Linked DNA regions of Homo sapiens: regions 2, 3 and 4 are each linked to region 1. The links are chromatin contacts, found by Hi-C or POLR2A ChIA-PET in ENCODE. All regions are on one chromosome and are shown on one strand. The core of a region is the stretch at or near the end of the contact, and the rest is flanking DNA. Distances in the headings are between cores, read along the strand shown.

Region 1 (3,658 bases), core at 807-3,306:
GAGGAAGGCTTGAGCCCAAGAGTTCAAGATCAACCTGGGCAACATAGAGAGACACTGTCTCTACCAAAAAAAAAAAAAAAAAAATAGCCAGGCGTAGGGGCACACAACTGTGGTCCCAGCTACTTGGGAGGCTGAGGTGGGAGGATCACTTGAGCCTGCGAAGTCAAGGCTGCAGTGAGCCAAGATCCTGCCACTGCACTTCATCCTGGGTGACAGAATGAGACCCTGTCTCAAAAAAAAAAAAATGCTAGTTGTCAATATAATTTAACCTAAATTTTATCACAGTGTTTCTTGCTGAGGGAGAAAATAACAATGCAATGGTACACAGAGGACAAGTCATCCAATAAATTTTCTTATGCATAATAGGTCCTTAAAAGCTTGCCCTTAAAACTATTTTTAATCCAACTAATTTACATACTAGAAAAGTTATGACTTAGTACAATATCATAAAATTCTTTTATGCAATCACCCTCTCAACTAAACTCAAGGACAGAGATTATAAATTGTATTCATATCGGTACTCTTGGCACATAGTATGGTATCTGGAATGTAAAAGACATGCAACAAACCAGCCTGGGCAATATAGCAAGACTTCGTCTCTGAAAAACAAATAAAAAATTACCTGGGCGCAGTGACACACGCCTGTAGCCCCAGCTATTCAGCAGGGTCCCTAGAGTCCAGACGTTCAAGGCTGCAGTGAACTTTGATCGCACCACTGCACTCTAGCCCGAGACGCTGTCTCTTTAAAAATAAAAGACATGCAATACACATGGAATGTACTAATAAATTTGCTCTTATAGTGAATGTAAGATTTCCCTACACTAAATCTGTTTGAAAGGAAATATACTCAAACAGCACATATGCAAAGATTAACGCCTCTTTAGTTTGATTTTAACACAAATACCCACAAAGCCCTAACTGCCCTAATAATGTTCCCTACTATGGAGTCTTCCCTAAAACACATACAATATTGCTCTCCCGGCAAACACAAAATATACTAAATAAAGCACCAGAATTAGGGTCTGGCAGCCCGGGTTGGAATCTCAACTCCATCCTTTTACTAGCTGAGACCTTAATAAGTTACTTAACCTCTTTGAGGCCCATTCTCCACACCTGCCCAACTGGAATAACCCCCTCCAATCCTACAGGGTTGCTGTCAGAATGAAAAGAGCTAATACCGAGCCTGGCTTAAAGCTGTAGTCCAGCAAATACTCCTCTTCCCTTAGATTCCTTCAGAACGCCCTTGTAGAAAGTAAACGTGGTTATTATCTTCATTATTTTCGGACTTATTTATTTAAAACGTAAATCGAAGCCTGAGGAGCCCAGGGGAAAACCTCCTTCAGCTTAATAGCTCCAGCCTGCCCAGCTTTCCGATCCAATTAAGTATTTCCATGCCTGGAGCTCCTATTCGTGTTTTAGGATCAGGGAATTTCCCTCCCAAACTGTGTCATGAGATCTGCGCATTTTCTTCTCACTGAAACTCCTTTTAACACGCAAGGTAATGATCCGCGCGTAACCTCGCAGGGAAGAGCAAGCGCTCATTACCCAGCTGTTCAGACGGAAATTTACATCAATATTTGTTTTCCTTCTTTCCCTGAGGTTGCTGAGGGTGGAACGACAGCGTCCAGGCAAAGGCAGTGTCCCGAAGTCCCACGGCCGGACCCGGTCCCAGGGGAGCCTCGCGGAGCCCCCGCCGCAGGGCCCCGACCCCCTCACGTCCGCATCCTGGGCGCTCCCACCGCATCCCCGAGGCTGGCAACCCGCGCTTCCCGGGAGCTGAGGGAGGTCTGTTTCCCTCAGCTCGCCGCCTCTGCCCGCTTCCGAGCCCGCTTCACCCCACACCTCAGACGCCGAACTCCCCTTCTCTCCCCGCCGTCCCTCGCTGGCCAGCCCCTCCTCGTCCCCTCAACTCCCCCAGGGACGGCTGTCCCAGGCTAGCCTCAAGCGCCGCCGCCGCCCGCGACGCCCGCCTCACCTCAGGGCCCGAGCCGCAGAGCTGTCAGGCCTGGACGCGCTCAGTCTGTTGACTCAGTGCGGGTGACCCAGCTGGGATCTGTGCGAGGGCGCGGCCGCGCGCACCCGCGCGCTCCTGGCGCAGGCAGAGCTGGCGGCGCCGAAGTCGCGCCCCGCCTCCTGCAGAGCGCACCTGAGGGCGGGGCTCCTAGAAAGCGCCGCTCCGCGTACGGGCGCGCTTCAGACGCTCGGCCCCGCGCGTCCCGGCGCACGCAGGCAAGCAGCGCGCCCGGAAGAGGAGAGCGGCTGAGGGTGGGGCGAGCGGTGGCGCGCCGCTGCCCAGGGCCCCTGAGCCACTAGAGTCGGGCCTCGTGGCTCTTCCCCAGGGCCTCCCACGCCTGGGTTCTGCGGGGATCTCGCCACGCTCTTTCTGGAGGCACGGGCAAAAACCACGGCCTCGTGTCTCAGTGGTAAACCTGCCGCCTCTTAGCGGGTGACCTTGGCCCACGGCCCTCTCCTCATCTGCCTCGCCCAGTCACGTCTCCTCTTAAGCATCCTTGCCGTCTGTCTCCTGGCATTTGGATGGGCCTCTCTGAACGCGTTTTGAGTCCTCTGCAGCCCCGCTTCCTCCCGCCGCGGCATCTGGAGTGCTGTGGCCCCGTTTCCGTAACTCTTGCCTCCCCTCCCCAGCCTCCTCATTGGCCCTCACACCCCGACCTGGGAGGTCCTCCCACTGAGGGTGCTTGTAGTTCGCGGAGTGTCCTCATCAAAGACTGGGAATGCGGCAGATGCTGAATTTTCCAAACGGCCTGAGACACATGACATCTGTGAGAGACTGGATACTGCACTTACTTTGCTAAAAATATAATCTAGTGTTTTGAGCTTCATTACTCAAAGTGACCTAAATGGGGTCAAAAGTTATTAACACTAACATTACGTATTTTCCTCTCCACATTTCTGTATAGTCACATTCCCTTGCACAAAGACTTTTTTTTTATTCTGTCAATCCTGTGTACATCATGTTTTTTTTTTTTACTTGTCTTTGTGTTATCTGCTTCTCGAATTTAAACCAGGTCTCCCCAACATGCACTCTGCTTTCTAAATTCTTAGGGGAAAAACAAACAAACAAGGAATCAAGTTTTACTTATGGAATATGAATTAAATAGAAAATTCAAAGAGGTTCGTCAGAATCCTTGATGATTAAAACAGCGGTCCCCAACCTTTTGGGCACCAGGGACCAGTTTCATGGAAGACAGTTTTTTCTGGGGGAGGGAGGATGGTTTGGGGATGATTCAAGCACATTATATTTACTGTGCACTTTATTTCTACTGTTACTACACTGTAATATGTAATGAAATAATTATACAACTCACCATAATGTAGAATCAGTGGGAGCCATGAGCTTGTTTTCTTGCAACTAGACAGTCTCATCTGGGGGTGATGGGAGACAGTGACAGATCATCAGGCATTAGATTCTCATAAGGAGCACGCAACCTAAATCCCTCACATGCGCAGTTCACAATAGGGTTCTCGCTCCTATCACAATCTAATGCCACTGCTGATCTGACAGGAAACGGAGTTCAGGCCCTAATGCCAGCCATGGGGGGCCCCTGTAAATACAGATAAAGCTGCACTCACTTGCCCTCCGCTCACCTCCTGCTGTGCTGCTTGGTTCCTCGCAGGCCACAGATCCCGGTAGCAGTCT
Region 2 (3,658 bases), core at 409-2,908, 4.3 Mb before region 1:
ACATGCAGAAGTCCCTTATGTACTTCCTGAACAAAAATCCCACTTAAAAAGACCTGCAATCTGTAGCAAACTCCTAAACTGCTCCCCAGATAAAATAAAATCCAGATGCACCTGAGTTACCAGGCGCTGCACCTAAATTTTGCCAAAATGCCTTTTCTATAGAACATACTTGACACGCAGAAACGAGTGTTAATTATCTTTCAAATGACAAAATAAAAACCATCTTTTCGATTTCTTTGAATGCCCAGAAATAAACAACTTGTTTATTTTTCACTTAAGAACAAAGTTTAATTTTAAAACTACTGTCAATAAAGAGCCGAGCCAATTATCTAACTCAACACTCATTCATTGTCTCCATCTGTACAGGATCCACATGACTTTTAGGCCAGTCTTCTTACTACTACATTTCATCTAAATAGAAGCAGTGGTACTCCCTTCCTGCCAGCCCCCAGTTACTTAGCGAAAAGGAGAGTGGAACGTGTTGCACAGAAATCACACGCAAACATCCTACCTGACCGTGACACTGGGGCGAAAAAGCACAGATGCTACATTTTCATGCTAACTGTATGGGTCCACTCTCTCCTGATTCCAGTACAGTCAACCTGACACTCCTCAAGTTTCATATTCTCGCCCAAAAGGAGGCTGTCACCCTACGCCCTTGACAAGAAGTCTCGGGCAAAAAGTTCCCTTATTGCGACGGTTCCAGAACTCGCTTGCTTAGGAGACGGCCAAGGAAGCAGGGAGTTGGGAGCGCATGCGACCCCATGTGACTCGGGTCACCCAGCCAGGGTAGCGAGGTTCGGCCCACATCGCCCGAGCAGGGGATGGGGGTGAAGCGGCTAGGGCTGCTATTGGTGTTCCTGCCTCATCCGCAGCGGGGAGGACAGGAGAGGTCTGCCCACACCCCGAGGCAGCACCCAGCTCGCCCCACTTCCCTCTCGCAGGGGGAGAGACCAGGACGCGGTGGGGGGTGGGGGAATGGCCGTGACGCCCACCGGGGAGACAAGCGGGAGAGCAGGGCGACCCCGAGCATCCTCTCGCCCTGGGGCGCGAGGGCACCCCGGGCGGGCAGGGCCAGTTGCCGGGGCGCGCCCCCTTCCCGCCAGCCCGCCCGCCGGGCCCGTTCCTTCGCCAGCGACACAGCGGACCAGGGCGGTGCCCCGCCCCGCACCCGCCGCCGCCCCAGCCCCCCTGCCCTTAACCCCCGGCCCCCATTCCCGGCCCGGCACCTTTGATCACGTTGCTGTAGATGGTGGGGCGGAACTCCTCGCGCGCGCGCTGGTCGAAGTCCTGCCCGTGGATGATCCGCATCTGCTTCAGGAAGGTGGACTTGCCGCTCTCGCCCGCGCCCAGCAGCAGGATCTTCACCAGCCGCTTCACATAGGTCTTTTCCCGAGACAGGCATTTGTCGATCTCCTTGGACTTGCGTTGCTGCTCGGCCTCGCCACTCGTCAGCAGGCAGCCGGGGAAGCACACGGACAGCACGGACCGCGACGGCAGGAAGTCCGCCATCTTGCCGCCGCCGCCGCCGCCTCGGCGGGCCCCTCCGGCTCCCTCCACCTCCTCCTCCGGCGGCGGGCGGCTCCGGCACCGAGGCTCGAGGGCGGGGAGCGCGGCGGCGGCCCGAGCGCGCCCAGGGAGGGAGGGAACCAGCGAACTGACTCGCAGGGCGGGCCGGGCAGGGCGGGCCAGGACAGCGGGGGAGGGAGGGAGGGAAGGAGGGCGGGCCCGGCCCCGGAGGGGCGGTGGCCCCGGAGCGTGCGCGCTCCCGCTGCCTCCCGGAGGCGCGCTCGCACGCCGCGGCCGCTTCTCCGCCTCCCGCCCTGGGCGGCGAGTCACGAGCTCGATGTGTCGCTCGGGTGCCCGCGCCCGCAGCCGCGGCCGGGCGCGCGGGGAGGGCTGAGGAACCGCGGTCACGTGGGCCAGGCTGGGGAGCCCGACTTTCTGTTTCCCTTTCATGGCCTGAGCCCACTTGTGGGCAGAAGGGCTCCTTCCCCAAGGCCGGGAGGCCGGAGACCAGGTCCCGGACGCGGTTCTTTGGGCTCCCACTTAGCCTCCCTTTCTCCCGCGTTGCGCGCCCGCTGCCCGCTGTCACCGCCCACCCGACCCATTTCGAGGCCACGGACTCGAAAGTTATTCGAACAGAACAGCCGGCGTGAGCCTGGCAGGCCTTTGGTGCATTTTCTTTATTTCATTTTATTTTTTCTCTTTTGAGACGGAGTCTCACCCTGTCGCCCAGGCTGGAGTGCATTGGCTCGATCTCGACTCACTGCAACCTCCGCCTCCCAGGTTCAAGCCATCCTTCCGCCTCAGCCTCCCGAGTAGCTGGGAGTACAGGCGTGTGCCATCATACCCGGCTAAATTTTTTGTATTTATTTTTAGATACAGGGGCTCCCCCCTATGTTGCCCAGGCTGGTCTCGAACTCCTGAGCTCAAGCGATCCTCTAGCCTCGGCCTCCCACAGTGCGGGGATTCCAGACAGAGCCACCAGGCCCAGGCCTGGTGTGTTTTCTTAAAGTGACTCCCTTGACCTTCTAGTCTCCGAATCCCAGAACGGTAACCAGACGTCGTCCACCCCCACTTCCAGCTCTTTCTGGCATTTTCAGACCCCTACCAGGGCTCTCTGTGAGGGGAAAGAACTGGAGTTGATGTTCACTTGAGACGTGCTACCAGGGGCATTTAATGGCTCACTCGTGCATTCCACCTGGGCTGTGATGTGACTTCAGGGACGCTTGGCCGCGCCGGAATTAGCGAGTGGCAGCAGGAGGGTGAGGTCATGGTGAAAATCCCCTACACCGGACACTGTGATGTAGGCTCTTCCCAACAAGGAAGCAGATACACAAACACAACGAGGAATGGGAGCACGCAAATTTTAGCTTTCCTGCCAGATTACAGAGGATATGACCCGTCCAGGGACTTTTTTTCTGTCCTAACAGCAGATTCAGGCCAGGACACCTGAAAGGAGGCCAGGAGACAAGCCACAAGTGACAGCTGTGGGTTGGCAGAGAAACTGCTTAACCGGGACCCCCGAGAGCCGACCTCTTCATTCTTAGTATTTAGTTTCAAGTGGAAAAAGCCACTTTGGTCTGTCCCTGTTTTGGGCAATGCAACGTAGCTTTGGGCTCCTGTGGCTCAGAAACTTCGTATGTATAAGGGAGCGGAGGTAAGAGGTCAGCATTCCAAGAAACTCCCGAACAGGTTTAAATTTTAAAATCGGTACTAATCAGTTACTCCCTGGGGTTGGGTTAATGACCGAGAAGCCTCGACTCAGTAGATTGGCTGCAGTAAACAATGCCTGTAGTAGGATTATCTCCTGTGGCTCTGGCAAGCCCAGAGGGTGGACAACCTACAATATACAAGTAGAGTAGGCTCACCTCCAATATCTGTGGATTGATAAGAGTCAGAATCACTGAGCAGTGCTGTCAGGCAAAATATATGGTAAAAGCCTGCCCTGGATGGAGAATTTTTCCATCATCTCATCTAGTGTTTGGGAGGCCCTGTTCTCTAACCATGCAAGGACTCGCCTCTCCCAGGATTGGGGCATAGAACCTGTCCCCGAGCACTGTTTCTGCATTGACCCCAGGTGCTAATCTGAACTCCAACAAAGAGGAGAGAAACTTGTAAGTTAGGTAGTTAACATCTTTTTTCAGAAGTGTGT
Region 3 (3,658 bases), core at 425-2,924, 3.1 Mb before region 1:
AGCAACATCTTTGGCTTAGGCTTAGAGTAATTATAGTGTGCCTATCAGTTATATAAATTATTTCAAAGGTAACCCAGGTGACGGACGTTGCAGTGAGCGTGAGCTGAGTTTGCACCACTGCACTCCAGCCTGGGCCACAGAGCAAGACTGTCTCAAAAAAATAAATAATTCCAAAGGTAAAAAAGAAGTAAATTGGGTGACTCTTGCTTATAGCTACAATCTATATTTGGATCATGTCTTTTATTAAACTCACCCATGCTGCCTTTTTTTAAACTTCTTTTTGGACAGCTACAAAATGGGCTTACCTACCCTACAGTCAGCAAACATAACCAAACCACAAGTATTAAAAGGTCTGGGAAAAAAAGGAGTCACAACTGCCAAGCAAAGAATACACTTCATTCATATCACACTCCTTGCCAAACAAAACAAACGTTCTTGGAAGTTGTGTAAAACCCATTTTGTTCAATCAAATCATATTTTAAATATATTGTGGGTCATTAAAGAAAACTGGAAACGTCGACAAATTAAAAAGGATTAGAGGTGCACGTTTTCTCTGGCTTACACGTGTGGATGTTTTGACAAGAGCCTTCCCTGACTCTACCCGTAGCTCAGTGTGTGCTTTAGAAACAAATCTCAGTTTATTCTCTGGCCCGGCCCTACCATTTCCGCACCATTTCCATGGTCATTTCACAGAGGAAGAAGGAAGCTGAGGCTTAAGTGAGGTGAAGTCACTGACCTAGGTTCTTAGTGGACAGTGACAGCTGGGCCTGAACACTGCACAAATTATTAATACCATGCATTCCACTAAGCTGCAGCCTGACCACTGTGGAGAGGCTCATGGAATTTAATGTGCCTTTTCTATCTTATTTTGACTCATCTTAAAATATTAAAAACAAATAAAAGTAGCCGTGCAATGATCAGAAAAGCTGTTCACATTTACTTATGTCGTTCTCTTGAACACTTAAAAATAATTAACTCAGAAACACAGGGTAGCATCCTACATGCGGCGGTGCTGGGCTTGGGCCTCTCCAAGCGGCCTATGACTTTCTGCAAACCAACCAGCGCCCTGGTTCTGTCCCCGCAAATCCAGCTGATTGTTCTGAGACTCTTTTCTGGGACGGAATTGAAAACTCCAGCGGTGCCGTTCCTGGCAGTCCCTTCCTCGGCCCGCCGAGGCCCAGGCCCAGGCCGCGCTCCTACCTTGTCCAGGACACAGATTTCCTCTCCCAGTCGCAAACCCTTGGGTCAGACTCTTGGACCACGTCAGACCGATCAAACCGGCTGATCAAACTTTACTTAGAACTTTCCCAAGTCGTCCCGGCCTGGATCGCGCTCTGCCTGCCGGGGACACCACAGCGGGCAGCGCCGGGACCCCAGGGGCGCGCGCCCCCCAGGCCCGGAGAACGGGCCCAGGGCCTGAGGGCGACGCCCCTTCCCGAACGGGCCCGCAAGGGCGGGGCGGCAGCCACCGGCGCAAAATTCCACTCAAGAACCTGGTGGGAGGGGCGGGGGAAGGAAATTCAGAAAAAAACGAGAACCTGGCACCACCACACGCAAGCTTTCCGCTCGGCCGCTGCCGCCAACGCCGCCGCCACCGCCGCCCCTGCCAAACGGTTTCAAATCCTTGCGGGCCGCTGGGTCGCCGCCGCCCAGCAGCCCGGGGGCGGGGACTTTCGCGCTCGCATTTCCCCGCCCCCTACTCCACCCCTCTAGCCTGCGGTGCGGTTGCCATGGCGACGTTCCCGGCGGCGGCGACCACCGGCGCCCCAGGCTGGGGGCGGAGACTTCCGCGCGGGCATTTCTCCACCCACAGGTGGCGGCGTGCGCGCGGCCCCGTTGCCATGGCGACGCTCCTGCTGGCCCAGCAACCGCCAGACTCGCACCCCAGCTTGTGGGCCCCTTGGCGGGTCCCCAGTCGAAGCTTCCGGGATAACCCGACCACAGTTTGAATGCTGCTGCCCTCCCGCATCCCGCGCAGAGTCGCTTATGATCACCTTAGGGGCCGTGGCGAAAAAATAAGGGCACAGAAAATGGGGCGGCTGGAGGATGTTCACAAAAGGGGTGATCCGTTATGTGGACAGACATCAGAGTTGAATGGGTCTCAAGTGAAAATTTCCTCACTCTCTGATATATCAAAACCCAAGTCAAATTCTTCAAAAGGTTCTTTTTAAAACCTATCTCACTGGAAGTAAACACCAACAGCTAGCTCTTCCTTGTCTCAAAGACAAATCATGCTAAGGAAAATAAAGGGTACAGAATGCTTTTAAGAATGTTTAGTTTTCAAAAGCATACTTGAACATGTTTATAACTAGGGAATGATATATAATCCAGATAATTAGTACTGAGAATCAAGGATGCAAAATCAAGCATGCAATTGCAGGAATTTAACCAGTCAGTTAATACATTCAAGATAGATAAACTGGCCGGGCGGGGTGGCTCACGTCTGTAATCCCAGTACTTTGGGAGGCCAAGGTGGGCGGATCAGGAGGTCAGGAGATCGAGACCATCCGGGCTAACACGGTGAAACCCTGTCTCTCCTAAAAATACAAAAAATTAGCCAGGCGTGGTGGCACACGGCTGTAATCCCAGTTACTCGGGAGGCTGAGGCAGGAGAATTGCTTGAACCCGGGAAGCAAAGGTTGCAGTGAGCCGAGATTGCGCTACTGCACTCTAGCCTGGGCGACAGAGCGAGACTCAAAAAAAAAAAAAAAGATAAACTACCCTACTCCAGCCTCAGGAGGAGGAGGACATTGGTCAAAGGAAACAAAATTTAAGTTAGATTGGAGGAATAAGTCTAAGCGATCTATTTTACAACGTGGTGACCATAGTAAATGATAATGTATTGTGTTCTTGAAAATTGCTAAAAGAGTACATCTTAAGTGTTCTCATCACAAAATTAATAAGTATGTGAAGCAACGCTTATGTTAATTAGCTTGACTTAGTCATTTCACAATGTTGTGCATAATAAATATATGCAATTTTTAGAATCATAAACTGCATTGCTGAAAGAATATGAAATGAATTTGACAAATGGTGTCTAAATAAACATGAAAAGAAAAATAGAAGATAAATAAATAGAAGATAAATCAAAGAAAAAATGTAACAAGCTCAAGCTCATCTCAGAGGAAATAACTATAGCAGAAAAATATAACTGAAAATGAAAAATGTCTTTAAATATTTCCTCTACTTAGGTGAAAATAAGATGAGTAGATCTCCCTTCCCGCTTTTAAGAACAAGCTGATTGTCATTTTTTTCATTTATATATATCATTTTCATTTATATATTTTTCATTCATATATACACACACATGCAAATAAAAATATTAAGATATGCATAGAGAGTTTTATTATTTATGTTATATGTATATAACATGAAAGGGATACCAGCTTGAGCCTGAGCTGTGTTCACCTTAGAACTCAAGCCTACATGTCATGTTTAGACGACTGGTAGGCAAGTTTCACTTGGAAACTCCTTACCTGAGAACCAAGGAACCTCCTAGAAATTAAGTCATCCTGGCTGAGCATGGTGGCTCATGCCTGTAATCCCAGCACTTCGGGAGGCTGAGGCAGGTGGATCATGAGGTCAGGAGTTCAAGACCAGCCTGGCCAATATGGTGAAACCCCGTCTCTACTAAAAATACAAAAATTAGCAGGTGTGG
Region 4 (3,658 bases), core at 762-3,261, 3.1 Mb after region 1:
AAGCAGATGGGTATTATCCCACTAGGGATGTTCCTTTAAATCTCAATCTTCCTCCTTTCAACAAATGCATGGAACTATACAAAGCAAAATAAACCATGAGAAAGAAAATGCTAAGTCTGAGACTATTTGTATATTCAATGGCCATTTGCAGACCACCTCCTTGGTATACTGCACTATGGGATAGAATCTGACACTCTTCTGCAAGTCTCTCTTCTTTGATGGCAAGGTGACAAGCAGGGCATGGTCGCATGAGCCTGTAATCCCAGCTACTGAGGAGGCTGAGGTGGGAGAATCACTTGAGCTTGGGAGTTCAAGACCAGCCTGGGCAACATGGTGAGACCCCATCTTCAATTTTTTTAAAAAGCAGCAGCAGAAGCAGCAGGTGATAAACCAGGGCAAATCCTATGCCAGGAGACACCTAAATCAGCACCCCCAATGGTTATGTGACCTGAGAAAGGAACTCCATGCCACCAGAATGTCTAGATGAGCAGTTGGAGGGTCCCTTGGCAAAACCTAAGAGATGGGGTTCTGGGATCTATTTTTGCGCCTGCCCAACCCACTAAGAAAGGGAGAGAAGGCAGAGGAGCTGCTCTCTGCAGCTGCCAAGGGCAGGCTGTCTGCTCATGCTGGAGCCCAGACAAAGCACACCCACCCGGTGGTGATTTATCAGCCGTGGGAGGCCCAAGAAGCTCTTAAGCCGCAGGTGGGTGCCTGTAAAGCCACCCTCCCTGGGGAGCACAGACCTCAGGCCTTGCTCTGCTGCTAATCACCATAAGCACCCCGGTGCCTCAACCCCGATCTGGGTGGCCCTTAACCACTCCCAAAGCCCTGTCACATGCTCAGTGATCTCAGCCGGCCTCACATAAACCCTGTCAAGTAAGCAGGACAGGTGTTGTTATTATTCCCACTTTACAGATGGGGAAAACTCTGGGGGAGCAGTTCGATGGCTTGCTCAGGGCCACCCAGGGAGCACATGTCCCAATTCCTCCCATAGACTAGGCAGGCAAGTGGCATCGCCACTCCCTCTGTGCTGCCTGCCAGCACTTGAGGGTTTTACAAAGGTGGCAACAAATACCAGGGATGTCTCTTCCCCCTGGGCCCTGGGTCCCTTTTTGGACACTGGGGAGCCTGACTCACTAAAACTCCTGTGTCTTTCTGTTCAATCATCCTCCCTCCTCCTGCTTGACAGTTTGGAAGTGGAGGGGCAGGGCCCTGGCAGGAGTAGACATAGCTTGTGCCCAGGCTGAGCCTCCCCCAGGAGCAGTAAAACATGCCTTTTGGGATCTGAGAGGAGAAGCTGCCCATTCTGTACTTTTCCAGACGTGGAGAAAGAAAGGAGAAGGCAGAGCAGATTTGAACTCCTGGCTCAACTCACCAGCCCTGTAGAGGTCCTCAGAGATGAGCCTTGTATTTCACTAAGCAGCCCCAGGAAGCGGTTTGGGGGACTTCAGAGCAGAATGGAGCAAGAGGAACACTGCCCTTGTTGGGGGCCGGAAGTCGGTGGGGTGTGAGTTAGTGATCCTCAGGTCAAGGGCCTCCACGGGAGGATGGGACCCCTGGACCCACATAACCCACGCTTCCCAAAGGCCTTCACTGCAGATTCGACGGAGCCGCAGGAACCAGGACTCAGGAGGTGGCACCTGCAGGGCCGGGAGGAGAGGGACATGCAAATGAGGCCAGGCCATCCACAGCCCACTCCTCCTGGAAGCCCAGAGTCTGGCTGGCAACTTGAACCTGATCTTCTAAACAGGACAAAAAAAGAAAAAAAAGTTGTGATTTCCCCTGACCAACCCATTTCTTTTTCCCCCTTCCCCAACCCCTGTGGAATTTGCACCCTCAAGAGGCACCTGGGGAGCCACCAGCAACTAAGAGTTCAAGGGGCTCCTCTGCATTTGGGGTCAGGCAGAGAGGAGCCACAGCAAGGGAAGGTGAGTGGACAGTTGCAAGCTGTGAAAAGCCAAGTTGCCTCCAGGCATCTAGGCCTGCGTTTGGTTCCCATGACACTCTTACTGGCAGCGTTAATAACTAACCACGTCCCAGACAGGTGCTGGCGGCCTAGCCTTAGGAGTTCTTGTTCAGGGCTGGAAATGAGTCACTTCCCTTTTATAGTTTGCTAGGAGACTGAGTCACCCAGGGGCCGACCCTTTCACACAAGTTCTCACACCCTGGCCAACTAATATCCATGTTCATACCCTAGACCTACCCATCTACCAGGTCAGCCAGGCCCAGTGGGGCTGACCCTCATGGTCTATGTCAAACAGCATCCCCAGGAGTGACCCAGTCCCTGCCTTTTCCCTTTGTCCCCCTACTCTCTCAATGGAGATGGCCCACTCACTGTCCCAAGAGGCAGCTCCTGCCTGGGCAGCTGTCTGAGAAGGACAGAGTCTGACAGGTAGGCGCCCATGCCCAAGGCCCAGTTAGATCCACCTCATCTTTGACCTTACTCTAAACATTGCTCTCATACGTCCTCAATCCTCTGTTTGGAAACCAAAAACACCAGAAGTGGAAAGTTCCAGAGCTGATGAACTAAAGGACAAAACTGCGATGCAGCAAGTCAGCTTCAACCCTCTCGGGAAGGGCAGAGGCTGAAAGCAGGTAAACTGAGGCCTGTGACTGTTAATACACTCCCCTACTTCAGGAGTCAGGTGGGAGGCAGGAGAGGTAGGTCATCGAGTCCAAGGCTCTGAGCACCCACATTCGTCAGGTGGCTCTGGTGTCAGTCTCTCAGGACTAATCTCCTGATAGACAACAAATAAACATCATTAGAGAAAACAAGCTCATATGCATTTTTCAGTAACCCTTCTTTCCCCACTCTCGTATGGCCTCTCTTATGTTTGCCAGCAGGTGGGTACCCATGCCCAAGACCCAGTGACATCCATCTCACCTTTGACCTTTACCCTAAACATTGCTCTCATAACTCCTCAACCCAAGGGGTGCATTTGGTCTTTTTTAATTTAAAAAATTAATTTTTCTTAATTAAAAAAGAGTGTATGTAAGAGAAAAAGAAATAATGAAACTAAAAAACAGGAGGTTAAAAAAAAAAAAACCTCCCCGAAATAGTTTGGGGATTTACTTTTTTTTTTTTAATCCTCAGAAAGTCCCTCTTGCTACCTGGTTTCTAAAACAGACAATCAACAGAGATGACATCAGATTAAACAGCACTGGGTGTCTCACTGCCAGGGGCTCCAGGCAGGTGTGAGACTGACAGGTTGAGAAAAGATGACACTATTTCTTCCCTTAGAAGATGAAAACCAAGGAGGAGAAATGACAGCAGAGGCTGAGCCCCGGGTGTGGTGGGAAACGTGACACCCTGCCAGCCGTTGGCCTTTTGGGTGAACTCTGCTCGCTCCTCTGCATGGGACGACACTGCAACCCGGCGCTTGTTAGTTCCCCCATCTCTCAGGTATCACAGCCAAACTCACCCCAAGGGCTCAGAAAGCTCAGCCTGTGGCTGTCTCACCTCCACAGAGCCCCCTGGACTTTCCAAGCCTGCATTTTGAACTCTGTTGGCTGCGGCCGTGGCTTTCACTTGACCTCTGCAGAGAGAGAGGGGCTTTCCCTGGGACACACGTCTTGCACATAGCAGCTAAGAGCGCCAGCCAAGCTTCGTCGATAGCACCAAGGGTCCAGATGCCAGGAGAGAGACTCCACCCCCAGA

What was found. A loop is a pair of places that touch in the nucleus more often than their neighbours do. ChIA-PET counts read pairs that join two places held with the same protein, here RNA polymerase II (POLR2A). Pooled maps may share reads with other maps.
Region 2: a loop to region 1 is called in a map of CD8-positive, alpha-beta T cell, with 13 times the contacts of the local background. The contact joins the promoter of GNA13 here to the promoter of ABCA5 in region 1. A Hi-C loop is called at or near these places in 2 of 168 maps with a recorded cell type or tissue (CD8-positive, alpha-beta T cell and naive thymus-derived CD4-positive, alpha-beta T cell) and 7 of 50 pooled maps.
Region 3: a loop to region 1 is called in a map of B cell, with 21 times the contacts of the local background. The contact joins the promoter of CEP112 here to the promoter of ABCA5 in region 1. A Hi-C loop is called at or near these places in 1 of 168 maps with a recorded cell type or tissue (B cell) and 3 of 50 pooled maps. POLR2A ChIA-PET finds 5 or more read pairs at or near these places in 1 of 52 experiments (CD4-positive, alpha-beta T cell).
Region 4: a loop to region 1 is called in a map with no recorded cell type, with 24 times the contacts of the local background. The contact joins the enhancer-like site here to the promoter of ABCA5 in region 1. A Hi-C loop is called at or near these places in 3 of 37 single-sample maps with no recorded cell type and 5 of 50 pooled maps.

Annotation. Positions count from the first base shown.
Region 1 is chr17:69,325,077-69,328,734 of GRCh38, forward strand. It overlaps ABCA5 (ATP binding cassette subfamily A member 5), which reads right to left and starts at 2,057. Exons shown (of 39, transcript NM_172232.4): 1 at 1,976-2,057. RefSeq lists silencers at 1,744-1,833, 1,964-2,343 and an enhancer at 2,424-2,563.
Region 2 is chr17:65,055,082-65,058,739 of GRCh38, forward strand. It overlaps GNA13 (G protein subunit alpha 13), which reads right to left and starts at 1,659. Exons shown (of 4, transcript NM_006572.6): 1 at 1,230-1,659. The coding sequence starts at 1,512. RefSeq lists silencers at 897-1,156, 1,437-1,946.
Region 3 is chr17:66,190,459-66,194,116 of GRCh38, forward strand. It overlaps CEP112 (centrosomal protein 112), which reads right to left and starts at 1,675. Exons shown (of 27, transcript NM_001199165.4): 1 at 1,539-1,675.
Region 4 is chr17:72,419,325-72,422,982 of GRCh38, forward strand. It overlaps LINC00673 (long intergenic non-protein coding RNA 673), which reads right to left. Exons shown (of 4, transcript NR_152516.1): 3 at 1,376-1,742. Among named protein-coding and RNA genes, the nearest start is that of LINC02003, 78 kb to the left of the region's middle. RefSeq lists enhancers at 1,623-2,822, 2,213-2,272, 2,323-2,452, 3,066-3,475, 3,556-3,658. Within about 2 kb of position 2,012, at least 15 of the 41 ENCODE cell types and tissues checked have a DNase peak (open chromatin) inside an H3K27ac peak, as active enhancers do.